Regions from separate parts of the Homo sapiens genome. Here region 2 is linked to region 1. Evidence: read pairs that join two places in POLR2A ChIA-PET (ENCODE). Cell type or tissue: A673. All regions are shown on one strand. Each heading gives the region's core, and the rest is flanking DNA. Links, peaks and the distances in the headings are about the cores only. Region 1 overlaps CDH8 (cadherin 8). Region 2 has its middle 18 kb from the start of CDH8.

Region 1 (16,850 bases), core at 6,912-11,911:
AGAAAGGCTTATTTTATATTTTACACAATTTTATACTTTTGTTCCGTTTTGCCATGTTATGCCATACTTTTGTTACAAAAACAGAAGGAACAGCATACGTTCAGTTTTGAACAGAAAGGAGTAAAGCACCAATTTTAAGTCAAAGCTCATTAACTCCTGCTGTATTATAAGTGATGCTTCAGGCCAACAGCCCCAGACTAACTGGGCTTGCAAAAATGTGCTCAGAACTCTCTTCGAAGGGCAGGTTCATGCAGATCATGTGATGGTACAGAAAATGCTGAGTGTGATGGTCATACACTCAGGTAATACACTCAGGTACCGTCATATACTCCGGTAATACAAAGGTCACACCCTCAGGTAATTATATCTTCCTGCCCCACTTCCCCCACACCCTCCATCCTGACCCCATGCCTGCTGTACCTCATCTGAGGGTTCAATGCTATGCTCACTTGCATGGAGACATGCTTACTTAGTACAGCTGGCCCTTGACAATGTGAGTTTGAACTTTATGAGTCCACTGGTACATAGATTTTCTTCTGCCTCTGCCACTTCTGCGACAGCAAGACAAGCCCCTCCTCCTCCTCCTCCTCTTCAGCTACTCAAGGTGAAGACAATGAGGATAAAGTTATTTCTGATAATCCACTTCCACTTCATGCACAGTAAATATATTTTCTCTTCCTTATAGTTTTCTTAATAGCAATTTCTTTTCTCTAGCTTATTTTAATTCTAAGAATAGAGCATATAATGTCTATAATATACAAAATATGTGATAATCAACTATTTACATTATCAGTACACAGAAGGCTATTAGTTAAGTTTTTTGGGGGAGTCAAAGTTGTAAGTAAATTTTCCACTGTGTGGAGAATGGGGCTTCGGACCCCTAATCCTTGTATTGTTCAAGGGTCAACTGTACTTGTATTGCTCTCCTTTTTAATAAATTTAAAAATATATTTATAGAGTTTCTACTTTTTGCTAGGCATTGTTCTAGGTATAGAGGCACAGAGGTGCACAAGACTGATCTTACCTAACATTTTTCTTTTAATGTGAAACAAATGAACAACTCACCTTCTAATGGAAGAGAGCTACAGTTGTGGGTGTGCTATTTATTAGGCTGGGTTAGGAGATAAAGAGTAGTAAACAGAAGATTCTTCCGTGAAGAGGAAACAGGAGAGCAGAGACTGGAATGAAAGCCTATGAAGCTCTTTCCCTGAGACAAGAAGCAGCTGGGCAGATCTAAGGAAAAAGAAGAGAACAAGGAAGCATGACCACAGTGTGGGAGACAGAAAAGAGAGAGGACAAGGAAAGAGAGAAGCAGGTAGAACTCATCAGCCATGGACAGGGATTTGCCGGAGAAGTGTTTGACAGGGATTCGCTGCTGCTGGAGATGTTCAGTGGGCGAATGATGTGATCCAATTCATGTTCTTTTTTTTTTTGAGACTATGTCTCACTCTGTTGCCCAGGCTGGAGAGCAGTGGTGCGATATCAGCTCACTGCAACCTCTGCCTCCCGGGTTCAAGCGATTCTTCCGCCTCAACCTCCCAAGCAGCTGGGACTACATGTGCGTGCCTCCACACCTGGCTAATTTTGTATTTTTAGTAGAGACAGGGTTTCACCATATTGGCCAGGCTGGTCTCAAACTCCTGACCTCGAGTAATCCACCCGCCTTGGCTTCCTAAAGTGCTGGAATTACAGGCATGAGCCACCGTGCCCAGCCCCAATTCCTGTTCTTATAGAGATCCTTCTGTCTTCTTTAAGGGGCGGGGTGACCTGTAGGGAGACAGGAGGAGAAGCAGGGAGCCCATCTGAGATGCTACTCTGATTTTCATAGAACTTTCATAACTTTATTGAATGCAAATCCTCAGAGAATGCAGACAAGGGAAAGTGGGCAACATGAGGTGAACAATCTTGAAGCTAGCAGCGAGAGGTCTGGCAATATATTTTTTTAAAAGGATGAAGTATACTCTTCAGTTTGCCCACGAAGATCCAGCCAGTCAAGACTGATTGGTAGTGGAAGGCAAAGGAAGAAAGAAAGGGCGAGAGGGAGGAAGGAGGGCAACAGGTAAGCAAACTGAATGAAAAAGGGGGAACAGCTCTGAATTAGCAATAATTCATCCATTTGCTCAGTTATTTATACTGCAGTTCTTTCAACATCAAGAGTCTTTTTGGGCACCAGCTTATGGGCTCAATATTCCCCGCTTTATTACTAAGAAAAAATAGTTAAACACTTTTACCGAGTGATGGCAATGTGACAGACTTTGTGCTGAGGACAGAATATATGTATACTCTCTCTGTGTTTGTGTGTGTATTTTACATATGTATGTGTATACACACACACATATATGTATATATGTATGTGTATACACACACACATGTATATATGTATGTGTATACACACACACATGTATATATGTGTGTATACACACACACGTATATATGTGTGTATACACACACACGTATATATGTGTGTATACACACACACGTATATATGTATGTGTATACACACACACATGTATATATGTGTGTATACACACACACATGTATATATGTATGTGTATACACACACATATGTATATATGTATGTGTATACACACACACATATGTATATATGTATGTGTATACACACACACATATGTATATATGTATGTGTATACACACACACATATATGTATATATGTATGTGTATACACACACACATACATACATATATGTTGTGTGTGTGTGTGTATGTGTGTATATATATATATATATATATATATATATATACACACACACACACATACACCACATACAGAGAAAGATTTGTTAAGGTATAATGACCATATCCTCCCTCTGTGTGTGTGTATATATATTTACATATAAACACATATACACATATATATGCACACATATATACATATATGTATATATATATACACACACACATACAGAGAGAGAGAGATTTGTTAAGGTATAATGACCATATCCTCCCTGTCTCTGTGTGTGTGTATATATAGATATATAGATATCATACATATGTGTGTGTATATATATGTGTATATACACAGACACACATACAGAGAGAAAGATTTGTTGAGGTGTAATAAACATTTCCTCCCTCTGTCTCTTTCTGTGTATGTGTGTGTATATATGTATGCGTATATATATATATACACACACACACATCTCTCTATATACATACATATATATATACACACACACACACACAGAGAGAGAGAGAGAGAGAGGGAGGATAAGGCAGGGCTGGCTTTTGCGAGTAACCAGTAGAGTCCCACAGGTGTCTGTTACCCCAAGGGGCCCTATGCTTTGATGAATCCTCTGCTGTCATTGTCTCGAGATTCTTAATTTTTCAAAAGTGAAGTTCTATGGGACAAAGAAGCATTCACGTAAGCAAAAGAGAGATGTGGAAGAAAGGAAAACACCCTTTATATTTAGTATGTTAAATGATGTCTTTTTTTCTTTTTTTCACATTTGTGTTTTGTACTGGGCACCACAAGGTCTATAGTTAATTCTGCAGCCAGGCAGGTGAATAAGTATAGTAGAGCCTGGCCTTTCCTATGTGAGAGGTGCCCACAGATAGGAATAGAATGGAAGTATTTAAGTTAGATGAAGGTGAGAGATGGAGATGGGGGAGAAGGTGTGTTAAAGAAGAATTTCAAGAAAAAGTGAGAATCAAGTTGATTTTTGAAGGAAAATCAGAAGTTGGCCAAATGAGAGAAAGGATTTCAGGCAGAGAGGACAAGCAACATGTGTGAATGTGAAAAGTTATGATCGGGCTGTGTGTAGCTGGGAATTTTGTACGGTCTCTAAGGCAGTTGTCCAGGGAATGGCCTGGGGGTTATACTGATGGAGATGGAGCTAGAAAGAAATGGTCAGGGTCAGATCAGGGAGAGCCTCCTGTGTCATACTCTTGAGTAGAGAAGGAAATTGTCTCTGAAATACTACTCTTAGTAGATAATCTTAGTAGATAATCTCAGATGTGGAGAATGTTTTCAAGAGTGTGACAATTGTAATTATTGAGTATTATATGACACTCCTGATACAAATAGTTTCATATGCATTATTTTACTTCATAAAATAATTCTGAAGATTATGATCAATCTCTATCATGGATGAAGAAACTGAGGATCAAATCTGTGATTCTCCAGCCAGGAGGCTTTAGAGAAATTTGACTCCAGAGCCCACCCTTCTAACCTTTATATTTTTGCTTCCCTGTGGAATCATAGATAAAGAGCAATGGTATACAAAAGGCTTTGACAAATTGACAAGGGTTGACCTAAATTATAAGGATGATAGAATTTTATTATGTTGCTGTTATGGATGAATGTGACAATATTGCTTTCTTATATTGATGTAGTTCTGCTTTGTTTAGCTGCTTTCCCACATATCATCATACTCGTACAGGTACATTCAACTTTCAAATAGATCAAAGAACAATCATGACTTCAAGGCTGCATGCTTGCTTTTCTTTTGACTGGAGAGCACTTCCAAGCATTCTTTTATTTAGCTCAACCCCAGATGGTCCACCTAGGCTATCATCAGCCTCAGGAATTTTCCCTGTCTCATGCAGGTTGGCTTGGCTTTCCAAGCTCTGTGCTTCTTGATTGCTAATCATCCACAGGGTTTGATCAATTTATCCCCCTCTCCCACAAGATATAGCTTTTTGAGGGCAAAAACTCTTTTATTTCCACATACTCTATTCAGTCCCTAGAATGGCCTGTAATATAGCCAATGCACATTTATATTGCAGCGTATGTTAACTATCAATTACCCAAGTAGAATTACCCATCTAATAGAGTCCCCAGTATTAACAGAACATTGTATTGAGTGGCTGTTCTAAAGCAGACCCTGCACTAGGTTCTTGGAATATAAAGATGAAGGGAAAGATGTGATAGAGATGAACCAGAGGAGGGAGAGGAAATGGCTTTCTGTACGGTGGTCAGCAGAGGCGGGATTACATTCAAGCTGTAAATTGAAGAGTGAGAAACCAGACATGAAAAAAATCACGTTGAAAATATTTCATGCATGAATAATATAACAAGTCCTAAGGATCTGTGTTATGGGAAAATTTGGCATACTCAGAAAACCTGTGTGGCTGGAACAGAGTCAATGAATGCGTGTGCATGTGTGAGCATATGTATGTTTGTGTTCATATATCTATATATGTTCATATATCTATATATATTTTAGTTGGTCTTTTCATTTCCATCCTATATCCTGCCCTCTTCTCTTTTGTACCTGAGCCGAATGGCTATTTAAATAGTTTGGAACCTCTTGAAGTCACATTAACTAGTGTTCTTTTTCATACAAACTGTGACTCTGACAGAAAGAGAGCGTTTCCAATGTGTTCCTTTTAAACTACACTTAGCTGCTGCTTGTGGCTCTTAAATCGACATTCTTTCTGGCTTCCTTGAAGGGAACAATCAGATAGACTGTAGGTGGTCTTGCTTAGACATTTGAAGCTTTATTCTTAGACAAATACTGCCAGGATATCCTTTGATTCCTGAGAGCAGCTAGAACCTTTCAAGGTGTGCGTGCATATGTGTGTGTATGTGTGTGTATCTGCATGTCTTAGGGGAGGAGGAAGGACTATTAACTTTGATCTCTTGAGTCTCTGATTGTGTAATTAAGAATCAATTGGCCAAAACCTAATTTTGAATATATAACCATTTCTACTAACTTGCTTCTGCTGAAATGATTTGCCAAGCAATATTACATTAACACCTAATCTACTCTGAAAATCAGTTGGAAATACTAAATTACCCAGGTACATCTAATGTTCTTAATGAAGCGTCTGCATTTTATTGAACACAAGGACTGACCTAGGAATATGGACTATTTTGACCACAAGGAGGATGAAAGTGGGTTGGAGAGAATGCAGGTAATCATGCAATGTTAGTTTTAAGGACCCTACAAACTAGACCACCTACATGAAGAACTTCAAGTCCATCCCTGAGGGTGCCGGGTAAAGAAAATCAATACCAATAAAAATACTATTGAAGTTGGAATGAGTTGCACAGAATTGAGCATTTTACCTCATTTTTATTCTTTTATTTTATTTCTGTTTTATACTTGAGAAGTAAAATAAATTCCTGCCAAGGAAATACAAACTTGTTAAGCAGCATCATAAAAATACTGTTCAGGGACTTGGTATTTTTATGGTAAAAATAGATACTGCTTTGTGTTTATGCATATTAGGCTTAATTTGCCCTCATAAAACAGAATTTGCATTACCTTGGGTATGCTGTTTGGAAATTAGATAACATTAAAGAATATAATAGAACACAATGTAAATTTACTCCCTTTCTTTCCTCTTTTTCAAGATGGATTATTTGGAGTTAGTGGTTATTTGAGTAAATTGTAGACATTTTCTTTGAGTTTACCTTAAGATAAGGTAAGGCTTGTGCTTTTTCAAAGGTTGTCTTGCCTCTTTTAGAACAAAACAAACACATAAATATCACTTCTGTTATGCAATGAACATTTTTAAAAAAGGAGATCAGAAGAGATTTTTAACTTCAGCGTGTAGATATTCTTAAAAAGTGAATGTATATGAGTGTTTCTATAGTGTGTGTATACAAATTTTTGACAACTAGTTTACAGGGTTGATACTCTTTGTCTTATTACTAAGTTATACATGGAAATTTAGAAAAAGTTAAACATATTTTAATATTTTCTTCCTTTTATTTGAACACTAATGTAGTTAAGTGATTGGATACAATTATTTGTAAGCTTAATAATTTTAATGTAAATAAAGGTATTTGAATTATTGTAATAAAGAACTCAGTTCTACCTGTTTGTTTAATTGTGGGATAGCTTTTATTTACATGCTATTGTACTCTCAGATGGCAACGGTGATAATGGAACTGTGTATTTGGGGGCACTTACTGATTAAGAATATCCCAGCAGTTAAACATTTGCCATGGAGAGAACCCAATAGTTTTGAATTTTCCAGAAGCCCTAGAAGATGCATCTTTACAAGATACTAGGCACTGTAATTGAGCTGGTTTGTATTTTTACAGACTATCAGAAACATCCTTCCTGCTAGGATTTCCCTGTTTAAAGTTATCCAGAGTTTTGTGTGACCACTTTTAAATGACCTTATGATAAACTCTTTCTTGTAAATGGTAATTAAAAAAAAGAAAGAAAAAATTAAGAAAGTAGATGAAGTTTATGTCTATGAGGTTTTAAGAGAAAAATTTCAGTCAAACTAAATTTAACAGAATTTAATTGACCAAAGCACGATTCAGAAATCAGGCAGCTCTCTGAACCAGAGGCTCAAAGAGACTCCTCTGCAGCCATGTAGTACAAGGTTTATGAACAGAAAAGGACGGTGGCATACAGAAAACAGAATTGATGTACACAAACAGCGGGATTGGCTACAGCTTGATGTTTGCTTTATTTGAACATGGTTTGAACAGCTGGCCCCTTTGGCCAAAACTCAATGATTGGCACAAGAGTAGGTTATGGTCTGTTTATACCTCCATTAGGTTATGGTTCATTATATATAGAGAAATCTTTAGGTTGACTTAAGTATGTAAGTAGGCAGCTTTAGGCTAACCTTGATTTAACAGAGGTACTAGGACATCTGAAGAGAAAACAGTAACCCATTTTGTTATATGAATATCAATAGTCTACAGTGGAGGATAGCATGTCGTTTATTAGGTGCAAATCCTTTTCTTACACATTTAGTAGGTCTATGGACTTGGTAATGCCATTTCCCTGACTCTGTTTCATTTCTACATCTGTGAAGTGGATCCAATACCCACTTTAGAAGGTTACTGCTGAAATACAATGAAATAATGGTGGTTCATTATGTCTTAGTTTTTCATATTATTGCTACAAAGCAGAGTTTATATTTACAGATGTGTTCATTATTGCTTAGATATTTCACTTCTCCCACAGTTAAAGATTGGGACTTAGGCTACTCTAATTTGAATTCAACAATTGAATAATTATATGAGCTTGGGCTGGTTTTTAAAAGTATTTTTGTTTTGCAAATTCATTTCCTGTATTTATCTTTCTTTCTTTCTTTCTTTTTTTTTTTTTTTTTGAGATGGAGTCTCGCTCTGTTGCCCAGGCTGGAGTACAGTGGCCCAATCTCGGCTCACTGCAAGCTCTGCCTCCGGGTTCACGCCATTCCCCTGCCTCAGCCTCCTGAGTAGCCGGGACTACAGGCACCCACCACCATGCCCAGCTAATTTTTTTGTATTTTTAGTAGAGACAGGGTTTCACCGTGTTAGTAAGGATGGCCTCAATCTCCTGACCTTGTGATCCACCCGCCTCGGCCTCCCAAAGTGCATTTCGAGTATTTATCATGAGTCAAATTTAATTGTAGGTTCTACGGATACAAAGATATTTAAAACCCAGTCCCAGTTTTTAATAGAGACCACACTATTAACATTATCATTGGCTCTGGGACTGGAATAATTGTTTTGATGTGAAACCCTCAATAGGTGAGAGGGTGAGAACCAAGTAACTGGGAAAGATGGACATCATATATAATGGGTTTTTCCTCCTCCTTTCTCCATGGTGGATAGATGAGAGCTGAACAACCAACTTCAAAATGTGTTTTAGCAAGATATGGGAAGCCCTGACATGAAAAGAGTTCAGCCTAGTGCATTACTCCCCTTGTTAACCTCTAAATCTGGCAATTATACATTGCAAACATGGTGTATTAAATGAGACGATTTTATGGAGTTGGTCAATACAACATTAAACAAAATGTAATCTCTTGGAAGCAGTTATTCAATGTTTAGTTCTGAGTCCTTTGATATTTGAAGGAGAAAGTCTCTATATAGTAGATAGCATGTTATTAAGGTATTTTATATATATATATATATATATATATATATATAAAGTTTTTTTTTTCTTTTTGAGACAGAGTCTCACTCTGTTGCCCAGGCTGGAGTACAGTGGCACAATCCCACAATCCCAGTTCACTGCAGCCTCGACCACTTGGGCTCAAGCGATTCTCCCGCCTCAGCCCCCCAAGTAGCTGCAACTACAGATATGTGCCACCATGCCTGGCTAGTTTTTGTATTTTTTTGTAGAGACAGGGTGTTGCCAAGTTGCCCAGGCTGGTCTCGAATTCCTGGGCTCAAGCAATCGTCCCACCTCTGCCTTCCAAAGTGCTGGGATTGCAGGCATGAGCCACCAGGACTGGCTCCAGTGTCTTTTTTTTTTTTGTAAGAAAAATTGGTCTCATACTCAGAAATTTTGGGAGACAAGAACTAGCATTATATATAGTTTTCTTTTTCACTGTATTTGTAATGTTCTCTTCATAATATGACATCAGTTTTCCCATTAATAACAATATGACAAGTTATTTTAAAATGTATTTCATGGTGAGCAAGAAATAAATTAATAGTGTTCCTGTACAGAAAAAATATCAAGTAGATGAAGAAGAATAGCAGAAGTATGAGAAATATGGAAAGCTCTGCTCCATGAAAATTATACATTCTTAATATGTCTTGTATTAATTTATATAGTTCTCTTTATTCCTCTACCCTTGAGCTCTGTCTTAGTCCATTCAGTTCAGGCTGCCTGGGAAGTCCAAGATCTGGGCACCAACACATTTGGTGTCTGGTTATGGGTTACTTTCTGGTTCATAGATGGCACCTTCTGACAAGTTCTCTCTGTGTCCCCACATGGTGGAAGGATTGAGAGTGGATCCTTTTATATTAGTGCACTAATCCCATTCAGGAGAGTGAGTCAGCCCACGTTACCTAATCACCTCCCAAAGGCCCTACCTCCTACCATCCTCACATGGGGATTTAAATTTCAACATAGGAATATTAGGGAGACATAAAAACACAGACAATAGCAGGATGCAAATGAAGATCCTCCTTGAATTGTTACCTAGGTATTCTAAGTCATCTCTTTGTATCCATTTGCTCTGATTCCCAATATGTGCTCTACACTTAATCATAGAGGGGATATAATTTGATTTGCATTTTGTGAAAATTATTCGAGACAGCACAACACATAAATTATTTTTTATTGCCCATAGGAGATAACATTCCGAGGATCCCTAATAAACATTGCATAATTTTGCCCCTGCTTGCTTATTCAACCTTCTGCAGATCATGCAACCTCTTCAACAGTATTTGCATTCCTCCAGCTCTAGCCTCTTTTAATTTTTGACTTTTGCATAGATTGTTTCCTCCATGGTTTTCATGATGTATTTCCTCTATTTTGAATTCACCTCCTCTGCCATTTCAGCAACCAGCCTGCTAACTCCCAGCCTTCTGAAAATCTTTTACATGTTTACTTCATTTGAGAAGCTCTCCCTGGCACTTCTCCATGAAGCCAAACCTCTTTATTCATTCTTACATGATGCCCAATACCTATCTTTTATAACACTTAGCAACACAAATGCCATAAGTAAAACCATAAGTCTGTCTCCCAAATCCAACTGTACATTATTATATTCTCAGCACCTAGCACAGTAAGGGAGCTCAAAATATATTTATTTTTGAATTAATTAATGAATGGAGTTCTTCTGTGGTATTCTTTAGCTGTGGTAGTGGTATTTTATTCCTATTTCACAAACCCATGGAAGAAATGATAGTTTATTTTGCTCATTATTTTGACTCCTATTAATAATGAGAATTATAATTTTCACAAATCTCAAAAAAGACGTTTTAACAGACAATTAGTCAACATCAGCTCTAAAGAGTTCAACTTTGGGAGCCACACAGATAAAGTAGAAGACATGGCCACTGTCTTCGATAATATTCAGTAACTTCTTGGGAGTTTGTTCCATTTCTCTCCACATCAAAGTTTTCTATTAGCTTATACAATGAATGAATTCCAGCAAAGTTGACAAATTCTTGTGAAGCAAATCCCGTTTCCCATTGATTTCATTATTAAATTTTAAATGTATTTCCTCTTGGTGAGGGATACCTGCAGTATTTTATTGTTTAATGTAGTGGCTCATGGGGAAATCATAACCCTTTCAATAAGTAAAGAGAAAAGGAGGAGAGAGAGGCATGAAGGAATTAACATCCTATAAAAGTGCTGTAGGTGAGGAAAGGATAATGGTAGTTTAGAAGCTGCTTCAGGCTTTTGACTTCAGTATAGTAAAATGTGAAATCCATTGCAATATGTAAAAAAAGGAATCCCAGTATTTTCACGCTAGTTGAATAACCTAGGACAGTTTTTTAAAAAAATTATTTGAGTTCTGTTTTGTCATATACAAAAAGAAGATCATATGGCATCTTTTTTTTTTTTTTTTTTGAGACGGAGTCTCACTCTGTTGCCCAGGCTGGAGTGCAGTGGCATGATCTCGGCTCACTGCAAGCTCTGCCTCCCAGGTTCATGCCATTCTCCTGCCTCAGCCTCCCAAGTAGCTGGGACTATAGGCGCCCGCCAGCACGCCCAGCTAATTTTTTTTGTATTTTTAGTAAAGACTGGGTTTTGCCTTGTTAGCCAGGATGGTCTCGATCTCCTGACCTCGTGATCCGCCTGCCTCAGCCTCCCAAAGTGCTGGGATTACAGGCATGAGCCACCATGCCCGGCCCATATGGCATCTTTTATACATGTATTGGGAAGATAAAATGAAATATATGTGTATTGTTCAGCATCATGTCTGGTAAAAAGAAAGTGCCCATTCAAATATACCTGCCATGATGATGATGATGATGATGATGATGATGATTACTAGTTATCCAAAGACTGGAATGTGGAGGTTTTTTTTAACTTTTATTTTAGGTTCGGGGGTAAGTGTACAGGTTTGTTACATAAGTAAACTTGTGTCATGGGGGGTTGTTGTATGGATTATTTCATCACTCAGGTATTAAGCCTGGTACCCAAGAGTTATCTTTTCTGTTCCTCTTCTTTCTCCTACCCTTCCCCCTCAAATAGACCCCAGTGCCTTTTGTTCCCTTCTTTATGTTCATGAATTCTCATCATTTAGCTTCCACTTATAAGTGAGAACATGCAATGTTTGAGTTTCTGTTCCTGCATTAGTTTGCAAAGGGTAATGGCCCCCGTCCCATCCATGTTCCCACAAAAGACATGATTTTGTTCTTTTTTTATGGCTGTATAGTGAATATGCGGTTTTAATGACATAAAAATATAAATAACAAGGAATTATATTTAAACTGGTTTTGGGGGGAAAATAAGAAATGAAGTAGATATTTTGTTATTCAATTATTTTCAAAGGAAAGTTAAGACAATGCAGTCTCATATCTTGACACCGTAGTTCTTTATATTGTAACTTTTGTCACAAAGCCATTAAGCAGAAGTCATAAGTGGGATAGACACCCAGTCGCATCCCTTCTGCTACTCTGCACTCAAATCATTTAATTTTTTTAAACATTGATTCACTCAACAATAAGTATTGAACTCTTATGCACATCCGGTAAATAGAGTAAAATCTAGTACCTACCAGCAATATTTCCCTGAAGTTGTCTTTCTTATGAAGAGCTGCTTCTCAGCTAAAAATATCCTACTCTCTGTCTTATCTCTTGCACCTTCTCTCAACAGAGAAGTCAGAGAGGAAGAAAAAAAAATTCATTTGAGATCAAAAAGGCTTGCCTTCTGTATTACAACCTGTATCACTTACCAGGGAGTATATTGTGTTCATCCTTTATAGACAGAAAGTGCTTTATCGATAATTTTGCTGTACAACCTCATTTGTAGGTCCCTGACTGTCTTGATTTCAGGATTATTCAGGCTATATATGCTGCAAGAAGCCAGGGAATAGCAACTGCCAGTGTGATGCAGTGGTTCATGAAGCTTAGGATTTTTTTTTTTTTTTAAGACAGGGTCTTGCTCTGCCACCCAGGCTGAATTGCAGTGGCAGGATCATGGCTCATTGCAGCCTCAACCACCCATGTTTAAGCAATCTTCCTACCTCAGCCCCCTGAGAGTTGGGACTACAGGCATGCACCACAATGCCTGGCTAATTTTTGTATTATTATTATTTAGTAGAGATGGGGTTTTGCCATGTTGCCCAGGTTGGTCTCGAACTCCTGGGATCAAGTGATCTGCCGCCTTGGCTTCCCAAAGTGCTGGGATTGCAGATGTGAGTCCCCATGTCCAGCCAAAATGTCTTAACTGTAACATTTTCCCAAGCATATCCTATAAGGTATTAATAGATGTCATGTTGTGTCCAGAGTTGGTTCCTTCCAGTGGGTTCTCGGTCTTGTTGACTTCAAGAATGAAGCTGCAGACCTTGGCGGAGTGTTACAGCTTTTAAAGGTGGTGTGGACCCAAAGAGTGAGCAGCAGCAAGATTTATTGTGAAGAGTGAAAGAACAAAGCTTCCACAGTGTGGAAGGGGACCCAAGCAGGTTGCTGCTGCTGGCTGGGGTGGCCAGCTTTTATTCTCTTATTTGTCCCCACCCACTTCCTGCTGATTGGTCCACTTTACAGAGTGCTGATTGGTCCATTTTACAGAGTGCTGATTGGTGCATTTACAATCCTTTAGCTAGCACAGAGTGCTGATTGGTGCATTTACAATCCTCTAGCTAGACAGAAAAGTTCTCCAAGTCCCCACTCCACCCAGGAAGTCCAGCTGCCTTCTACGCTCCCAACTCCAAAGAGTCAGGGGTTGTTAGAGAGTCCTTTCCCAGAAAGCCTGATACCCATGTCTTTAGTCTGGCGGCTGCGACAATGTGAAACAGAGATTCTCAATATCAACTACAAGACTCATGAGTTATTTAAATTGTAATATGTTTCTTCATTGCAAGAGTAATCAGAACTTTTTAAATTCTGACCTCTACTGTGTATCTCCAATTTAGAGATGTGAGATAAGATACACACGGTAGGTACTGTTTACAAAAATGCATTTAAACACTTTTGATATGTAAGATTACTTTTGAACATGTTCATTCTCTTCTCCACTTTCACCTCCATGGGATTAGTATACTTGTGTGACCCACTGATGTCGGGATGGGTTATGCGATTCGAAAGAAGAGTTTTACAGATTACTTTCTATTTTTGTCAAAAATATTAAGAATAAAAATTTTAAAAAGGAAGATTTCTTAAAAAGACACTGTTCCAACAATTAGAATATACTCTCGTCTTTAGCATTTTCTTGAGCGGGCTTAAAGCTACGGATTTAACATCTATTGTTGGGCTATTGTTTCTTTCAACAATGACTCCCTGGGTTTGTATTTGTAAAGAAGGTGTTGGGACTCTTCAACTGTCTGCTCTTCTCTGTTTTTCCTTGTTAAGTTCTTATCTCTTAAGCAAATATAGGCTTCACAGTTAACCTTTGAGTAGGGAAGCTCCCAGAGATGCACATTGCCTATGAATTTAGATAACCTTTGGGGGACAGCATATTTTCCACTTGGAGCCCTCATTGTATTCTGGTTACATATTGAAAGATATTTGGTGAATAATGAATGAGTAGTGTGTCTACTATTGGGGAGGCACTGTTCTAGATGATGTTAGATTTTGGCTGTGTTCTCAACTTCTTCCAACTTCATGATATATTTTTTAAAATATACCCGACAATGATTAGATCAGAACGAGCAGAGAAGCAGGAGATCAGAAATCCTCAGAAGCTAATTCTTATAGGCAGTTTTAAGTTAATGCTTTCATACATATTTTAATATCTGTCTCTTCCATTATGTTATTTTTTACAGAATCAGCTCCCTCCAAACACCTTCTTAGTTTTTCCCCAAATTTAGGGTCATACGTTTGTATGATTGATTGATTTTTGTGTGGTTTTCTCATTATTGTGCCAGTATCAAATGTGAGGCTCTTGGGTATTGGATAACTAGTCCAGGACAGAAATAGGGTCAGGGAAGATTTAATGGAGACTGTGAATGGCACGTTACTGGAAGACCTGTGCTCTTGACCACAGAGTTTGCCTGACTATCTCACTGTATGGATAAAAATTCCATCAGCTGAGCATGCCCTTGGGTTATTTTCATTTTCTCGAGCCATCCCTTATTTGAGAACAGAGCCCTAATAGCTCTGTAAGTTGACCAATAACAATTCAGTGTTGACATTTAAATATATATTAAAACCATTTAACATTTATTTTAATCTTAGACATAACTTGTAATACTCTAGAATAATGAATGAAGCTTTTTAAAGAATGAGTTAAAACAAACATGTAGAACAAGAAAAAAATCACATTCATATATTAAGTCTGAAAAGGAATGTGTTATTTCATTTAGAGGAAAAAATGTTTTTTACTTTCCCTCAGATTTACACTGTCTGAAACAAATTCTGCTCTATTTTACTTTCCACAGACTCACATATATAGGGGGAGAAAATTCAACCTAGAATGAGAACTCCTTGAAGGCAGGGACCATGTATTATTCATCATTCCTGTGTGTAACTTCTCTGGCAAATGATAGGAATGCAATACAGGTTTGATGAATCCATGTGACTGAAAAGAAGTTTAATCTATCCCTGAATGGTATAGGTACAAAAATATGTGCTTGGGGAATGTTCAACATTTTCTTTGACACATTTAATATAATTTTTAATTCAAACTGTTTTCATATAAAAATATTTTATTGCCTTGCAGAAAAATCATATTTGCCTCATGTCTTTGTAGTCATTGCAATAATAGTCATACTCAATCTTAAGTCAAATATACTTCAATTTAGAAATAATATTCATGTATAGAATTAAATAATGGGGTGAAGTTGTTTTGGTACTGTTTGTGACACTGTTTTTTGATCAGTCTTGAAATTCTTGGGCTTAGGAAGCAGAGATGTTTCAAACTCCTTATACTGACATCTACCTGGTAAATAGGAGAGTTGAACATTTACACAGGAAACAGATAACAGTTTTGCCAATCTTAGTTACCACACAGTTTGATTCTGTGTTCTACATGGAACATCAATCATTTCTCTTCTGCTCTATAAATTCTGCACCTAAGATTGTTCTGCATCACCCAAGAGAAGAAGAGAAGTATTGCTATTCAGTTTAGGAATTATTTATTAGGAGTCCAAATTGTGCAGAATAGAATCAACAGATAGCTTGATAGGCAGTGTCTACTTGGGCAAGTTGCTTTGTGGCATTGACCTTCAGAGTAACCCTGTTTCACCTAAATTGCATCTGTTTTCAGGATCAAGAGGGTTAATGTATGTGAGGGGAAAAGATGGAAGAAAACTTGTGTATTGAACATTTACTATGTACCAAAGCTGTGACCTATCAAACGCCAGTTTCCTAACCTATTAAATAAGCATGATTCTATTGCCTACCTCAAAGGAGAAAGTAAAAGCTTGAGCAAGCATCAACTGTTGAAGCTGGAACTCAAGTCCTATTGTGCCTGGCTCTGAAATTTATCTCCTTTAATTTTCCCTAAATTGCTTCTCCAAGAATACTTTACATCTAGGTGTAAAAACTAATGCTTTCTTTAGAATTCTGTTAGGCACCATGAAAGACACACAATCTTCAATTCTTGTGAGTTCCACTGTTTCTTGAAGACATAGTTTTTGCTTTACAGAAATAGAAAAGAGTTCCCAGTCTTGCTCAAACTTCCTGTGGGGTCTTTGACTATACAATTTTCTGAAGGATCTTAGGCCAGAAAAAGCAAAAGAACCACTAGAGGACACCTGGTGGTCTTCTCCAAAACAGCAGGGTAGATCTTTGGCCATGAGTGTGTTTCAGAGGTCCTCTGTGTGTGTGTGCATGCACATGTGTGTATGTTTTCCTGTGTGCAAGTGGGATATTAGGAGTGGGCAGGAGGCAGTAGAAACTTCAGAACAGGAAGGTGAACTCAAATTTTTGAGAATCCTTTGACAGATAGCAGTTTTGAAGATGCCAAAATCCATTCTGCCTGTGACTCATTAAAATAAAGAGAAATCACAAAGCATCCTTTGATTCAGCCACGTTTCTTTTCACATTTTACAGCCATTCATTCTACAGCCTTCCAAAGGA
Region 2 (16,850 bases), core at 8,011-13,010, 99 kb before region 1:
CTGTAATCCCAGAGCTTTGCGAGGCCAAGGAGGGAGGATCCCTTGAGCTCAGGAATTTGAGACCAGACTGGGCAACATGATGAAACCCCATTCCCACAAAAAAAAAAAAAAAAAAAAAAATTAGCTGGGCTTGGTGGTGCACACCTGCATTCCCAGCTACTTGGGAGGCTGAAGTGGGAGGATTGCTTAAGCCAAGGGGTGGCTGAGGCTGCAATGAGCTGAGATTGCTCCACTGCACTCTAGCTTGGGTGGTAGAGTGAGAACCTGTACCCCAAAAATAAGATAAAATAAATAATTTTCTAATGGAAAACTAGAAATAATTACAATTGTCTTATTATGCCACAGTGGACAATTTTATGTATTAATGAATATGAAGTTCTTAGTATGTAATAGGTAATAAATGAATTCTAATCTATCTATTTAAACTTCTGAAATTGTTTATTTTCGAAGAATTTACTATTTGAAGGGTCACTGAAAATCTAATAAAAAAACTTTATTATAAAATTGTAGACAAATACAATTTACCATTCATTTCTGAATGTTCATAGATGACTTCTAATCCACTAATGGCCCATACGTTGGCAATAGATCCCTGGCTTAGACAGAGCTGATATACAAAAGGAAGGCCAAGGGCAAGTACAGTGTTTAGACATAGTGTTCTGAAAATTCTTCAGGCACATCAAGCAAAAATATACAGAATATCTTTTATTAAAACACTCAATAAAACGTATTTCTTAGAGTTGAGTTGTATAGCAATTAACACTTTTTTCCTAAAGTCAACTACTAGAATAATATAAGATGATAACAGAAAAACCAGATGTGCATATTTGCAACAAAACATTTGATTCTTCTGCACTTAATATTAATGTTATGAAAGGTACTGCTTATTGCCTTATATTCTCAAATTTAACAATACCCCTGCTGCTGAATGCACAGAGCATCTGCAAGTGGTAGAGAAATTTGGGACCACAAAATCAGCCACTTGAGAACTTCCAATATTTGAACTCCTCAGGTAATATAAGGTGTTCTGTTGATTCTTTTAAGTACATTTTCCTCTGAAACTTCTAGATATTAAAAATATATTTTATTGCAGAACTTCCTTATCTAGTTCACTTAGCAATATGAAAACTCCTTCAGTCATTGTTTTCTTTTGAGTTATGGAGACAAAATATTGGGGAACAAAACAAAGTCATCTTTATATAAAACCTAGTTTCACATGTATTATAATAAATAATTATAATATTAACAGCTATAATTACTGCAATTTTGCTACAAGCAGTAACTTAGCAATTTATATAGGATTTTTTTAAACAATCCTTTTCAATAAAATGTTTCCAAATAAATATGTATCTTAAAGTATTAAACTTATTTTTTCAGAGTATCTGTTTCTAACAGAGCCTTGATACTGCCAATAATCTCATAAACTTAGGGGTACATTTTTACATATGCCTCTAGTTAAATGGTAGAGCAAAAACAACTACAAGAAAGTCATTGGGAAAGCAAGGCATGAGTTACTTTTTGATTAGTTAAATTGGAATCATGTAGATTAAATACAGAGGGAAATATGCAGTGTGAGTCAATGATATACAATTAAACACCCCTTGTCTTTACTCAGAAGGAAAATAAACACTGAAATAATTTTACCGTCAAAGATCCACTTCTTTGGTCAAATTGGGTGACAGATTGACAGAAGACAAAGTGTGCATGAGCCTGTTGAATCTCTAGTGTTGGTAGCATCTAGAGACTTAGCTGCATATAGAATTGCATTTGGAGCCCACAGGCACTTTGAAAAATAGGAGTCTTTTGAGCACAGTCATTTCTAAATATGTGCTTTTTTACAATAAAGGTGTCATGCTGCAAAGGATCACTAAATGGAAAAAGCCAGTATGCTTTAGAGCACCCAGTTTTTTAATAAGAAATAGTTTTCCCCTGAATCTTTCATCACCCTTGCTGTGTAAGGTAGATTTTCCTCTGCATTGATATTTTAAGTTAGTCACGAGACCAGTCTGTTTGAGAGTGCAGAACCATTTGTGGATGGGAGCTGAGTATTCTTTCCTATGGCATGCATATGCTTTCAGCAGGTGTGGTTACAGACAGTGTGTGTTAAAAGAAATACAAAAAATCAAAGGCATGTGCTCCGCTTCCATCCCTGTATAGGGGCTTGAAAATATGACGTCTCAGAATATGTTAGATGTGGGACTAACAGATGGGAGCTCTGGTTACCGTGTCTTCCCTTTCTGTTTGTCTTTTTTTTTTTTTTTTAATTCTGCAGCTTCAGCTTTTTTTTCCAACATTTTTCAAACATCAATATTTACTTTTTGTAAATGGTGCATATATCGAATGCCCACTGTATGTCAGGCACTTTGCTAAGAACCATGGATTTGTAGATGTTTAAGAGAAAATTTCTGCCTACAAGGAATTTACAGTCTTGTGTTGGAGGACTTGAAAACAGATGATCAGAGAGCAGGATGGTAATAGCGCTGATAGAGGCGTGAAAATTGCAGGGTAAACTCAAGAAGGGGGATAGATAACCCAGCTAGGGAGAGAATAGAGTTTTGGAAGACTTATCCGTGGAAGTGAATTGTAAAATGCCAGGCTTTCTCTGGAGATTCCCCTGAAAGAGCCAACAGTAGTCTCCACTCTGGAAAAAATGTATTTTCACTCTGACACTCTACCATCATCCTATAAATAATTATAATGGCCATTGCACAATAAACCCAGTAAATGCCAAGTTGATGGCAGCTTGTCTAATGACTAGCGCATAATAAGTGATACGGAACTCATCCTTTGGCGGAATAGGGAAGGTTAAGAAAAGAATCCTGGAAGAGATTACATCTGAGTTAAATGCTGAAAAAACAGGAGTTGGCCAGAGATGGAGAAAAAGAAATTCTTTCCACTAAGAGGCTTGAGAGAACTGGGCATGTTTTTGTGTCTTTCCTTCCAGAAAGTGTGTCCAAAGTTCTGTTTCTCTTAGGGGAATGTTAATTCTGATTTGTTAGGGTTTGCTAATAAGGGTCAAGACTGGAACATGTCTCAAGGAAAACACCAATTTTTTTAAAGAAAAATGAAGGTACAAAACAGGAAAGATTCAATGGGATGATAACTTCCTTTGGGAAAAGAGGAATTAGGACATGATTTCCATCCTTACTACAATGACAGCAGGAGTTTTCTATAGCTCACAGGGTCTTCAGAAGGAATTAATGATGTAAACTTTTCATCCCCCTGCCTAGGAACTAGTTAGAACCTAATAGAAATATTTCCCTCTCTCCCAAACATGCTCTTTCAGCTAATATGATCTGAAGACAGTTAATGTGTCTGTAAACATCCTGAAAATAAGTACAGTTTTTGTAAAAGAAATATATGGAATAGAAAAGAAAGATGCCTGGTGTCATATGTTAGTTTCATTCTCTTTATGGCCCTAAAACCTGACTCATAACAGTCAAGCAAACAAATGGATTTCTTGACTCCTGCCTAACTTTCATGTACATAATACATAAATAATGCAAAAGGGTGACTTCTAGGCTGGTTTGATTTCTCTTTCACTCATTTCCCAGTGCCTTCTCAGAATTCTAAAAGCATTATCTTTGCTTTATGAAAATAAAACCATGTTTAATTGAGTTTTCAACACAGATAAAAGCTTATCTGTATAATTGAATTTTCAAGGTTGGTAGAAGCTTATCTGTTTTAAAAGCTGGAACCCATATAGTGCTTAATATATCTGGTCACTATTCTAATGCATTATTTTAATCATTAGTATAAGTCCATGAGTTCAGTTTTATTATTGTTCCCATTTTAAAGAGGAGTCATAACAAATAAGTTAGTAAGATCATGCATCAAGTAAGAAGTGTAGCCTGGACTTGAACCCAGGCAGTAATGCGTGAGCATCTGTGCCTCTAGCCACTATTCTAAAGAAAGAAACACATGGTAGGAGAATCAACAGAATGAATCTTTACAATGTCTCTACTCTATGAATTCACACGATTAAGGTAAGGTTCTTAAAAAGCTGTCTAGCACTGCCTATGCATACCTTCTGTAAAAGTAAAAGAGGAGTGTGAGTATGTTGATGTGTGGGTGAAGGTGTTTGACCGTGCAGATCCACTAAAGGTAAAAACAAAGCAAACACCTATCTGGCATTACCTTTGTTATCTCATTTGATTCCCACCACACATCTACGATGTAGACATCATTATTCCCAGCATGGAGGAGAAGAAATTGAACTCAGTGTGGACAGGTTGATTTTTACCAAGTGAAAGAATTAGTATGTGATAGAGCCAGGATTAAGTATAGGTTTGTCTACAGAGAAGAAGAAACAGTAGTATGAAAGCATTGAACAAAAAACCCCAACAGATTTGCTGGAAATAGATGTAGATTCAGGGATGGTTTTCCTGAAGAAAGAGTGCTTGCACTGAGATCTAAAGAATGAGTAAAATTAATCCAGAATGGGGAGTTTCAGGCGGAGAGAAGAACATGAGCAGAGTCTGGATTGCATGAGGACTAGTGCCAAGGCCAGTATTCCCCAGCACAGAGAAGAAGTAGCAGTTTCCTGCAAGATGAGGAGAGGTATTCCCCATTCAGGATCTTGTAGGAGATGACAAAGGTGTCAATCTGCATACTAAGAGGAAAGGGCAACCTCAGCGTGGTTCTAAAGAATGTCATGAGCAGCGAGGGCGAGGGCTGAGAGGAACAGCTATGCAATTACATGAGCCAATTTCCGTTTCCGAAAGCTGATTTTTACAGATTTATGTAGACCAGTTCGGGAGCTTGTAATAATGTCGCCAAGAGATGGTGAAGACTTAGAATAGGGCAATGTCAGGGGTGATGCAAATGGATACATTTGAGAACTATTAACGTGCTAAAAATCAGGTGAACTTTTACTGAAAGACTGCATGAGTAGTTAGAGAGAATGATGGATGCAGCCTTGAATTCTGATTGGGGGGACCTCAGCATCCCTCATTAAGAGAAGAAGAATGGATTAGAACTGCTCACCTGGCAGGAAGTGTGGATGGGGGGATTCCAAAGGGATTCAAGCAATGCACATTTACTCACATCCAAACATTTGTGACTCTACTATTGAAACATAAGAGTTCTTCATATTCCTGGGGCATATGCCTGTTTTGTAATGGTATTCTGAATAATACTTGAACTATTTTTGCAAAGAATGCACAATTTCTTTTTTAAACTTTTTTTTTTATGTTCAGGGGTACATGTGCAGGTTTGTTAGATAGGTAAACTCATGTCATGGGGGTTTGTTGTACAGGTTATTTTATCACCCAGGTACTAAGCCTAGTACACATTAATTGTTTTTCTGATCCTCTCTCTCCTCCCACCTTCCACCTTTTGATAGGCCTCAGTGTTATATATCCATGTGTTCTCATCATTTAGCTCCCACTTGTGAGTAAGAACATACGGTATTTGGTTTTCCGTTCCTGCATTAGTTTGCTAAGGCCTCCAGCTTCCTCCATCTTCCTGCAAAGAACATGATCTTATTCATTTTCATGGCTGCATCATATTCCATTGTGTATATGTACCACATTTTCTTTATCCAGTCTACTATCGATAGACATTTAGGTTGATTCCATGTCTTTGCTATTGTGAATAGTAAGGATGCATAATTTCTATTTAGACAATGTCTTCCCTATGTCCCTCTCTTTGGTTCTAGTTTACTATTCAATCAATTAGCCTCAGAAAAAATATATCAGCAAATATGAGCAATTAATCAAATAAATAGAAATTATATTATTTATATCAAATAGATATTATAGATGTTATATTATATATTGCATATAATATCTATTGCATAATATATATGTTTAAACTTTTTTCATTAAGATCATAAACACTAGGAGATGTTCATTAACACTGGGAAAATTGGCATTAGATGACTAATTTTACATTGGGCACTGTAATGACAGTACTTAGAAGATTTAGGTGGCAGAATGGTTTAGTCAAAATTATGTGGACTTTCTAAATAATAATAGGTCAAGCCAAATTCCAGGATTTAGTCTATGTTTTCTTGAGAAAGTTATTAAGTCTTTCTGATGATCTATTCCTCATTTCAAAAATTGAGGTCATATAACCTATCTTACAGTTTTGAACAGATGATAAAATAGGTAATACACATTTAAATGCCAGGTATCAGGAGACACTCAAAAAGTGCTGATATCCAACTCACTGTAGCAAATATAAACATAAGTGATACAAAACCACTTGACTTTTCAATGAACTAATGAAAAGGGTCATTTTAGGACACACATAAAATGAAAGATCTCTGATCTGGGAGTCAGGAATCCTGAATTTGAATTTTGGCTGTTAGCTGTTATGCATCCTCACTGAGCAAAAATCACAGGCACAAGACTTTTGTGCCTGGGCCAGTTAAGAGCCAGCATTTCCAAATACCGTGTGTGATCCTGAGCAAGTTGCTTGAACAGCACAGATCTCAGGTTGTAAAACAAATCAGTAGGCCAGGACTGCAGTGGTCTTATGCCTGCAATTCCAGCACTTTGGGAGCCCGAGGCAGGCAGATCACTTGAAGTCAGGAGTTTGAGACCAGCCTGGCCAACATGGCAAAACCCTGTCTCTGCCAAAAAAAAAAAAAAAAAATTAGCCGGTGTGGTGGCGCATGCCTGTAGTCTCAGCTACTCAAGAGGCTGAGGCAGGAGAATTGCTTGAACCTGAGAGGCAGAGGTTTCAGTGAGCCGAGATTGCGCCACTGCGCTCCAGCCTGGGCGACAGAGTGAGACCCTGTCTCAAAATAATAATAATAATAATAATAATAATAATAATAATAATAATAAAAGATTAATGACCACAATTATCTTGAAATGTCCTTCTAGGTCTGAAATGGTATGATTACTAACACCTAATGTTTAAAAATATTTAATAATGGATCTTGCCTTATTTTTTTCCTGAAAATTGATTTTAAGATGGTAAATAATGAAAGTAGTTGAGAGGAAGTATGAGAAAAGTCAGCTCCTCCAGTTTCAATTGTCATTTGAATCCTAAGTCAGAGACAGATTTTTCATGAGAAAGAGTTAACTTGGAAGAGCGTGTGGTATGTGTGCATCTTTAAAAAAACCAGATCTTTCCTATTCTCAATGAAAAAAACATGTACGTCCAGTCGATGGCTGTCAGCTACTGTCAGGCGATTTGTTTATGGCTCATTGTCCCTTTTACCTTTGTAGCATCATGCATTTTAATTAGGAGTGCTTACAAACCTAGTGACCTCTCTACCTGCCACATGGAAATGAATTTTAGCATGTTGCAGAAAACAGTTATCCTAGGTGAAAAGAGCCAAACATCTCAGAAAATTGACTGATATACATAAAATGAGTTAAAAAACCCAGGGGATTAAAATGAAAGAACCAATTTGCATTGAGCCAATATAATAGATATCCCAAGGTCAGTGGCTCAATTTCCATATGCAATATTGATTAAAGTCACCATTGTTACCGTTTAAGAGTCTTCCTGTGTGCCTGCTATAATGCACTCATGTTATGTTACAAATGTGGACATTTAGATTTCAAGAGGTAATGATATCTCACCTAAAAAACAAACAAACAAACAAAAAAATAAAATAATCCAAGTCCCACTATAACTTTACTTGATGAAGTTTACTCTTCAACAAATTGTACATTGAGTTCTATTCGGGGGGCCACACCATCTATTTGAGGAGGAAAATCTCTCTGAATGCAATTAAAAAAAGAAATAAACTAAGGGAGAAAGGGAAAAACAGAGTGATACAAAAAAGAGATAGAACCTAAAGAAAAATAGTTCTGCTAAAATAGTTGAACAAAAGAAAGAAAGAAAGAGAAAAAAAAGAAAGGGAAAGAAGCAGGAAAGCAAGGAAGGAAAGAAGACGAAACAAAGCACAAATTAAACTATTTGCAGAAAAGCCGTGAGCCAAAATGAGAGTATCAGAAATGGGATTTTTGTGTGACAATGCAGAATGGAAAAGAAGGAGCAAAGGGATTTGCTTGTATGCATGTTAAAATCTAACTCTTTCCCTTAAGGAGTGCGTATTAGTGTCTCTTTTGATCAGTAAGTCAATGTTTCAACTGTGTTATCACTGTCTTCCTTGTGGCTTTTAATAATCATTCTTGAAATAGAAGTGTCTTTGCAGACATATTGGGAGATGCTCTTCTCACTTGACTGATTATTTAATCCACCCTGAAGCTGTCTGTCTGTCTGCAGGACAAGGAGTTCACGCAGATTGAAAGCCAGGAAAAGCCAAGAATGGGGCTGACATCTTAGAGCAAATTAACTTACATAATGGCCCTGTCAATCCACTCTCTCTTCACTTTCCATTGTCTTGGTTTATACTAAATTTGATCAGCGTCTCTTCGGGTTTGCTTTTTTCCCCACCCATCAGTTGGTTATCTCTGTTATTCCAGTTTCGCTGAACTCCTACTAAGTGCTAGGCTTATATGAGTGCCACAAGGAATATAAGGAGCATTTTTACCCCAAAAAGAAGTAGACAGGTAAGGTCATGCAAACAGGTGGCTGTGACTGCAACAGCTAAGGAGGCAGACTAGGGAACAAATGAGAAGGATTTTCTGAATGTTGTAGACCTGTGATACATTAGGTCTGAGGGGGTAATTCCCCATGAATTGAGGAAATCAGGACGTTTTCATGGAGGACGTGAATTAGCAGGATTCCTAATGATGAGACCAATGAAGTTGGCCATTTCAAGCTGAAGGAAGCATGCAAGCTTATTTGGCAAAGGAAGTTAATCTAATTGTCAAATTCTGAATGATTTTTGGTGGCTGTCTTAAGTGCTGCCCTGAGATAAATCTTAAAAATGCTTCCATACTAAGTCACAATCAATTAGAAGGGTCTGCTCTGGTTACAGCATGGCAAGAGGTATCTGCAATAACTGCCATAGACAAAAAAATTTAAAGAAAAATCTAGTAAACCAAAGCACTAAGTTCAGAGTGAGTGGAGAGAAAGTTTCACACAGAGGTTATGAGAGATTGGTTAGTAAAAGGAAGTTGGAGGCAGATTATAAAGGCTGTGGACATCAGGCTGAGGAAATTATACACTGTGAGGAAATTATCCACTCATATCTTCTCTATTCACTATACTATGTGTGAAAATCTAGTGGGACAAACTTTGTTTGACTTAAGCTATAGGTATACCATCCACACAATTTAAACTCTGTCAGTCACTTATCATTTCCCATATGTTCACAATCCTTCAAGACATTTTATTTTCTTTATTGCATATTGCCTTGTGTGTAGTTAATACTTCGTTAAAATCATAGATGCTCCCTGTTTTCCCAGATCGCTTGCTAGGTGTGACAGGACAGATAACAGACATCTGGAAAATACTGCAGAGTGCTCTAAGTGCAGTAGTCATGGTGGAGAGTTTGTGGATGGGCAGAGATTGCAAATAATTCTTATAGCAGTTGTCTCATCAGCTGACTGGACCTTGGAGGTCAAGCAAGATGTCCATATGCATAAACTGCAAGGGAAAGTAAACAAGAAATTCTAGGTTAAAGCAATGAGCAACGATGATGGAGGAAGGCAAGAGCAATGGGCACTGTTGCATGTCTGCCTGGCAATACCTGGAGTCTCATGTTGCAGTGGAGTCGTATACTTCAAATTGTAGACAGAATCTACTGATGCCTCTGACTCCCATCACCCTGGTGCACTTGCTAAATGTGCATGAGCTGTTTGCCAAGCACTAAAGAAGGCTGTGTTAAAACACTATAAAGATAACAATAATTTATACAATTCAGAGTGCCTGTTCTGGAGGTACAAACGATATCATAGGCACAGAGATAGCAAGTCCAAAATGTGCATTCACATAAAAAGCATGTTCTTATAATGCTTCAGCTTAGTTCAGGCCCTCCTATTTTCCCACCTGGACTACTGCAGTATAACGTAATTGTTAAAAGTAAGATTTCTGAAGGCACTCTAACTGTGTGATCATGAGCAGGTTACCTAACTTCCCTTTAGCTCACACTTCTGATCTACAAAAGACAATAAGAATACCTGTATCATAAGTACCTGTATCCTAAGGTATTCTTATTATAGGTATAGGTATGAGGTACCTATGTATGTGTAGTCAATGGCTTAAAGCACTTATAAAAGTTCTATTTTATGTTTGCTGTTTTTTGTTAGTATTGCAATTACCTCTTAAATCGTATTCCTGCCTTCCATTGTCCCTTATAACATCTACACTTCACCCAACCTCTAGGGCTATATATTTTTAACAGCTATCACGGAGGTGATATATATATACACCTCCTGGATATTTTTCAACACGAAAGAGGCCTGGTAGACTAATGTCCAAGTTTCTCAGCCTGGAAGATGAGAACCTCATGAGTTGGCTAATTTAACTTTCTTGGCACGTGATCTTCCAACTTCTTATACTCTCCCATGTATTCTACACTCCAGCCACACCCGACTATGTGTCAGAGAAGTTAAATGACACAAGGTTAGAAGGTTACAAGGTTATTCAGAGAGGTATTTCCAAGGATCTTCTCGGACTCCTATGCCTTCGCTGTTACCATCAATCCATTCTGTACAGGACTTGAGAGCTGCTGTTGAACCAAGATCATGTGTTCACAATGTCTGTCTCTGCCACTTGACTGAGATTTTGAGGGCATCTTGTCTCATTCATTTCCCAATTAGCTGCACCTGATACTAAGTAGAAACCAAAATGAGATTTAATACATACTTGATAAAAGTGAGTAGTCAGGTAGATGTAGTCATAGATACACTATCTATACATTAATAAGACACTGAACTTCTAGTGGGTTAATCAAACAAATAAACACTATTACTACCAAGTATTCATATAATGCTTTTGCTTATAAGGAGAAATGTTCATGGTGAAATTTTCAAAGAGAATGGCAAGCCAGACAAGTATGTCTGCTGATGAGGGAGATTTTGGCTCCCGCACATATAACGTGGTACCCACTCTCTCTGTCTATGTGTAATATCGTTATGGAAGATGACAGATACAATATGTCTTAGTTTAGTGTTGCTACAAAGGAATATATCTGAGGCTGGGCAATTTATAGAGGAAAAAGGTTTATCTGGCTCAAATTCTGACAGCTGGAAAGTTCGAGATTGGGCATCTGCATCTGGTGAGAGCCTCAGGCTGCATCCACTTATAGTAAAAGTGATAGAGGAGATAGAAAGAAATTATTTAGGCAGATAGTGAAGGTAAAGAAGTCCTCAGCAGAGCTTCCCTTCTAACAAAAACAGCCACCAAAATAATTTCTTTTCTAACAAAGAGCAGCCTGAAAAACTGAGCTGCAAACAAATAAGGAAGCCAGAAGCTTGCATGGGGGAATGCCGGCAGCGGCGCCAATAGAAAAGGGTTACCTGGGGGCCTGGTATGTCCAACATGGAGGCTCCATCTTCCTTTTTTTTTGTTACCACATGTACAGTAATAAAGAAATGGGCAACATGGCACAGCTCAGGCAGAGAACCTGCCTGTATAAACGATTAGGGTGGGATTACCAGAGATTCACACCGTAGGCATATGACACACCTGGTCCAACCAGTTTTTTACACCTTATGTAGATCAGACACCACCTCCTCACCAGCTCATTTATAAAACCCCCTGCATTTCACCATGGACCTGGCAACCCATTTTTCTGGGACCCTTCTCTGCAGGGAGCTATTCTCTTTCTTTCCCCTGCTAAACTTCTGCTCTTTTTTTGTTTGTTTGTTTGTTTGAGGTGGAGTCTCACTCTGTCGCCCAGGCTGGAGTGCAGTGGTGCATCTCCAGTCACTGCAAGCTCCACTTCCTGGGTACATGCCATTCTCCTGCCTCAGCCTCCTGCATAGCTGGGATTACACGTCCCTGCCACCACACCTGGCTAACTTTTTGTATTTTTTTTTAGTAAAGACGGGGTTTCACCATGTTAGCCAGGATGGTCTCAATCTCCTGACCTCATGATCCACCCGCCTCAGCCTCCCAAAGTGCTGGGATTACAGGCGTGAGCCACCGTGCCCGGCCTAAACTTGCACTCTTAACCTCACTCTTTGTGTGTCCACGTCCTTGTTCTCCATGGCCTTGAGACAACAAACCTTGGGTGTTACTCCAGGCAATGAGACTGCTTCAAAAGGTGAAGGGGAGGTGAGGAGCTGATGTGTGCAGGGATCACATGGCAAGAGAGGAAACAAGAGACAGTGGGGAGCTGCCAGGCTCTTTTTATCAACCCGCAGTAGTAGGGGAACAAACAGAGAGAGAACTCACCCTGGAAGAAGTGTTAATCTATTCATGAGGGATGCATCTCCAGGACCTAAACACCCCCCACTGGGCTACACCTCCAACACCGGGGATCAGATTTCAACCAAACATCCAAACCACAGCACAACATTAGACCCAAAATTTCTGACAAACAGGAAAAATTTTTCTTTCTTGCTTTTGACTTCACCTGTTAACATAAATGACTGTAACATTGTGTGTGTGTGTATGTGTGTGCGTGTATTTAGGGTTAGCAGTTTTGCCACATAGATTTCATATTATTGGAATTTTCCTAAAATCCAGTGAGAGAGGTGAGACAAGGGTAATTTCTTCCCGATTACTGATGAAGAACCCCAGGTTCAGAGAGTTAAATGCAATCTTTTACTGAGAGTTAGCGGAGGTGTGACCACAGAAAAAGGAAAAAGGAGAGGTGAAAGCACTGTATACATATAAAAGTGACATTGACAAAAGACTGCTGTAATAAATTAGCATTCCCATCTTGACTGATCCAACCAGCAGGAACAAATTCACAGGGCAAGTAGAAAGGAAAATGGGGAGGGTTCTGTTACAATTTGTCAAATAGTGACTACCAGAAACTCATCTCTAAAAGAGAAACAAATCAAAGCGAAAAAAGAACAATTGCTATTTTACTTTTTAAAAGTCCTATCTCTAGCGACAGGACCCAGAATACATCCTAGATTTTCTGACTCCAAACTGGTACATTTCCAAAATTGTATATTTCACATCTGGCAATGATAAAAGATGTGCATCGTTTACAATTGTGAATATCCCCACAGAAGCACCCCAAATTCCAAGGCCCTGAATACATCATGCAAAACCAATGATCAAAAAGGGACCCAGTGTTTAGTACTGTGTGCGTAGCACCCTCCACACCCTCTCTCTGTTCACTTTTCTTTGTAAAGTGTTTTTTTTTTTCCTTACTCAGTACAGTGTTAGTAATTCAAACAAAAGAAAAACATAAATGATTCTTCAGTATTAAGTCTTGGGGGATTTAAGCGATTTATATTCTCTTTCTTCGGCAATATTTGCTATAAAGCTACTGAAGGTACTATTTAGAGAAAGTAGATATTTTGTCACAAAATCACCTTCTAATCCTCAGAGCATTTCCTTGATATCTATCAGCTGTTCATAAAGACATTCACACTTTATGAGCAATATTTTGACTTCCCTTTGCAATGGCAAGGAGAAAAAATAAAAATAAACTTTTATTGAAGAGGACCACAATGTCTCCCCAAATGAAATTGGGTGATAAACCAAATAAAATAGTCACAAAACTTGGAAGTAGGTTTTAGTTTGTTTTCACATACTCTGCTTCAAATGTGTACACTGGGAAGATTTATTTGATTTATTTTAACTCAGCCTTCTGTGAAAAAAAGAAACTACAGCAGAATTCCCATTAACCTATGTCCAGGATGTTAAGTGAAGATGATGATTATTGTTTTGAAATATTGTTGGTGGGGAGGAAGGCAGGCAGAGATACAATATTATAATTCTGTTTGTATCTGAATGGTAGCTGAAGACTAAAACCATTTCTGCAATGTCCACTGGAATAGGTTATACTGTTCCAATTCTTTGTAACTTCTAGACCTAACATTTATATTTTTGGAGATGATTTTACAGGAAATGAAAGTAATATGAAACATTCAATATTGAATGAAACTTTAAGCTCAGGAATACTACTTTAAATGTGTATACTTCCCAGTTTAAGTGGACAATTTACTTGATAATGTTATTTTGAAAGGACTTTTTTAAATATAACTATTTCTCCCCAAGCTACAGTCATATATACAGTGCTGTCTTTTTTTGTCTGTGCACCATCTGTGTGATAAAATATTTTAATCAACTTATTTCTCTAAAAACATAAAATAAACATTTGTTTTGAAAGAAAACTTTATATTCATGCCTAAAAACAAGAAAATTATTTTTACTTGCCATAAATACAAGGTAAACTTAGAAATGAATTGAATGAATGCAAAACAATGTTCTTCAATTCTAACAAGGTACTTGGAGTCCGCTTAAGGCTCTGAACCTGAGGCCAGCATTGGCCTTGTTAGAGAGATCAGCACTGGCAGGGAACTGAAATGTTCTCTCTTGACAAAAATCAGAGGGTTGAAGGAAAATTGGAAAGAAAGTAACTTTCCCACCTATTTATTTTCCACATCTCTGTCCCATCAGAAATCGCCATGGGGACTCACTACCTGCAGCATGACAAATGCTGAGGTCTTCTAAAAAGTTTGGTCTGAAGGGAAAACACAGGTAGAAATCCTACACTCGCCGCCTACCACGTGTGTGATTTAGGGAAGTCAATATCTCTTTCTGAGTCTTACATCCTTCATCTAAAAAATGGAATTAATAACATCTGTATCTCCTAACAATTGAGTAGATTAAATAGAACAGCATTCTGAAAAACTCAAACATATAGTGGTTGCTCAACTAATTCTAGTTACCATCACCCCCAAACACATTTTCTTTTGGTTTTATCTACTCTACAAACATGAAGACAGCATCGGTTCCAAGCCTCTATCCTCAGCCATTGTTTTACATCTTCTTCCTCCACATGATAATCGTATCTTGTGTAATTCATTCAGTCCTCCATTTTGCTAGAAACTTCTGAGGCTTTTTTGTTTATGAGGAAGAAGATCACATCCAATATTCTGACAGTCTCCCCAAATATATCTGCCTGTTTCCTTGAGAATGCTACTGACAAAATAATGAATAAATAATAGATAGATAAAGCTAATCATAATCAAATCCAGGTTAGCTACCTCTGGGTAGGGGTAAATGGAAAGATTTTGAAAGCAAAAAGATTCTGTAAATGAGACTTTGAAACCATACCATTTGTGTATAAGATCATGGGGGAAAAAATAAGTTCCTCTTCTTAAGACAAAAACAGCTTTAAAGTCCCATTAGACTTTTTAAAAAAGGCTTCTTGAACATCAAATATCTTTTGCAAAACACTTCATTGATTTAAGTGTAAATTAATCAGAAATGCATGGATCCTATTTCCCTTAAAATACACATGGATTTTTACATCCAGATGCAAAAAGCTTTTCCTGTTTTCCATCACTTCAAAATTTAAAAGAGTGCTTTAGGTGCTCAAGACTGACTCAAAAGTGTTAAGCCTTGTCCTTGATCCTTGCAAAGCATAAGAAGTGGTAACTTTGACATGAGATTTCTTTAGTCCTCTATATGAATACTAAAGGAATGTGCTTTCTTAGAATTGCTAACAGAAAACAAGTAATTATTAAGCAATGTGACCTTGGTAATCTTTCTAGGCTATACTATGGCACTGCAGAAAAAAAAAACAATGTCTTCAAAAATCTCAGATTTGTTTTCCAACTTCAACTCTGACCAAATGTCTCTGGTTTTCTCATCTAAAAAATGGGGGTACAGGACAGGACCTATTTATCTTGGAGCTTGCTGTGGGATAGATATAAGATGATAAATCAACGAAAATGTATGAGCATCTCTTCTGTGCTACTGAGGATTCAAAGATAAATGAATAAAATACTTCTCTCTGGTCTTAAAGGAAACTCCTAGCTCTGGAGGAAGAAGGCACTCTGGGAATCTATTTTAGCGCTCTATCTTTGGAATGAGATGACCATTGTGAGTCTAAGGCAATGGAGGCAGTATACTCTGCCTGAGGGATCATTTACATCCTGAATGAGAAATTGCTCTGTAAACACTGAGGTACTAAATTATGAGGCACTAAGAAACAGATGGATTCTCACTGATTCTTGGTGTCATTATAATTATTATTGCTACTAGTATTACCATTATGCAAATCATCATTTGGAATTTGAATTGTTCCCCTGTGTTCACTCTTAATCTTCACTGTTTTATTTTTGCTCCAGAAGATTGAGTTTTCTGGTTTTGTTTTTTTTCACTTTATTTTGCCATCCTCTTTACTCCTTCTTTCTTTTCCAGAGAAATCTGTTTTTCTCATTGAGCTCCCCACACCAATCTGCTGGGCCATCTGATTTTTCTTAACTCCAAATCTGGATCTATTTCTAGCTAACTGCTGACAATAGTGCCATAGTTATCCTTGCAGTCATATTCATTGGTTTGTTATCTTAAATAATATAATTTCTGAACATTGACTACATATGAGGCTTTGGGCTAGATCTGGGATACACAGATATGGATATACACAGATATGGATAATCGACTCTGCTTTCATGGAGTTCGAAATCAATCTAGTGAGGGCGGAAGATAAATAAACATAAAGTTATAGGACAGTGTATCGAGACTGATGCTGTAGATATGCGCAAGGCATAGTAGGACTTACAAGTGAGGAAGCATGGATGTAAGTGAAAACTTAATAGTACATGTCATATTTATGATCCATCTAGAAGATAAGATGGCCACTATTCATAAGGAGGTAGCCTAAGAGAGGAAAAGTCATTTCTCTATGCTCGGGGTCTGTTCAATAAGCTGATCCCAACTGAATCCCCAGATTATGGAGCCAAGCTTCCTGGCAAGTCCAAGGAGTTGGAGTAAAGGGGTTGAGCCCCTTTATAATCACCAGCAGCACCATAACCATGCATATCCAAAGAGCCCTAAAATCTATGCCAAAAAACAGTGTTCTTGCTAGTTCTTGGACAAGCCAGACCCTCTTCTTCAGC

The links. Peaks named below come from ENCODE experiments on the same cell type or tissue, not always from the same donor. Only the 100,000 strongest peaks of a DNase experiment are listed, where the experiment ranks them.
Region 2: POLR2A ChIA-PET joins it to region 1 with 5 read pairs; 3 of 35 experiments call an interaction of 5 or more read pairs at or near these places.

Annotation. Positions count from the first base shown.
Region 1 is chr16:61,945,898-61,962,747 of GRCh38, reverse strand. All of the region lies in intron 2 of CDH8 (cadherin 8), which reads left to right. Among named protein-coding and RNA genes, the nearest start is that of CDH8-AS1, 36 kb to the right of the region's middle. RefSeq lists an enhancer at 5,072-5,950. In A673, for the core only: no CTCF peak of the experiment used is centred there; a DNase peak (open chromatin) is centred at 9,697.
Region 2 is chr16:62,046,345-62,063,194 of GRCh38, reverse strand. No RefSeq gene overlaps it. Among named protein-coding and RNA genes, the nearest start is that of CDH8, 18 kb to the right of the region's middle. In A673, for the core only: no CTCF peak of the experiment used is centred there; no DNase peak of the experiment used is centred there.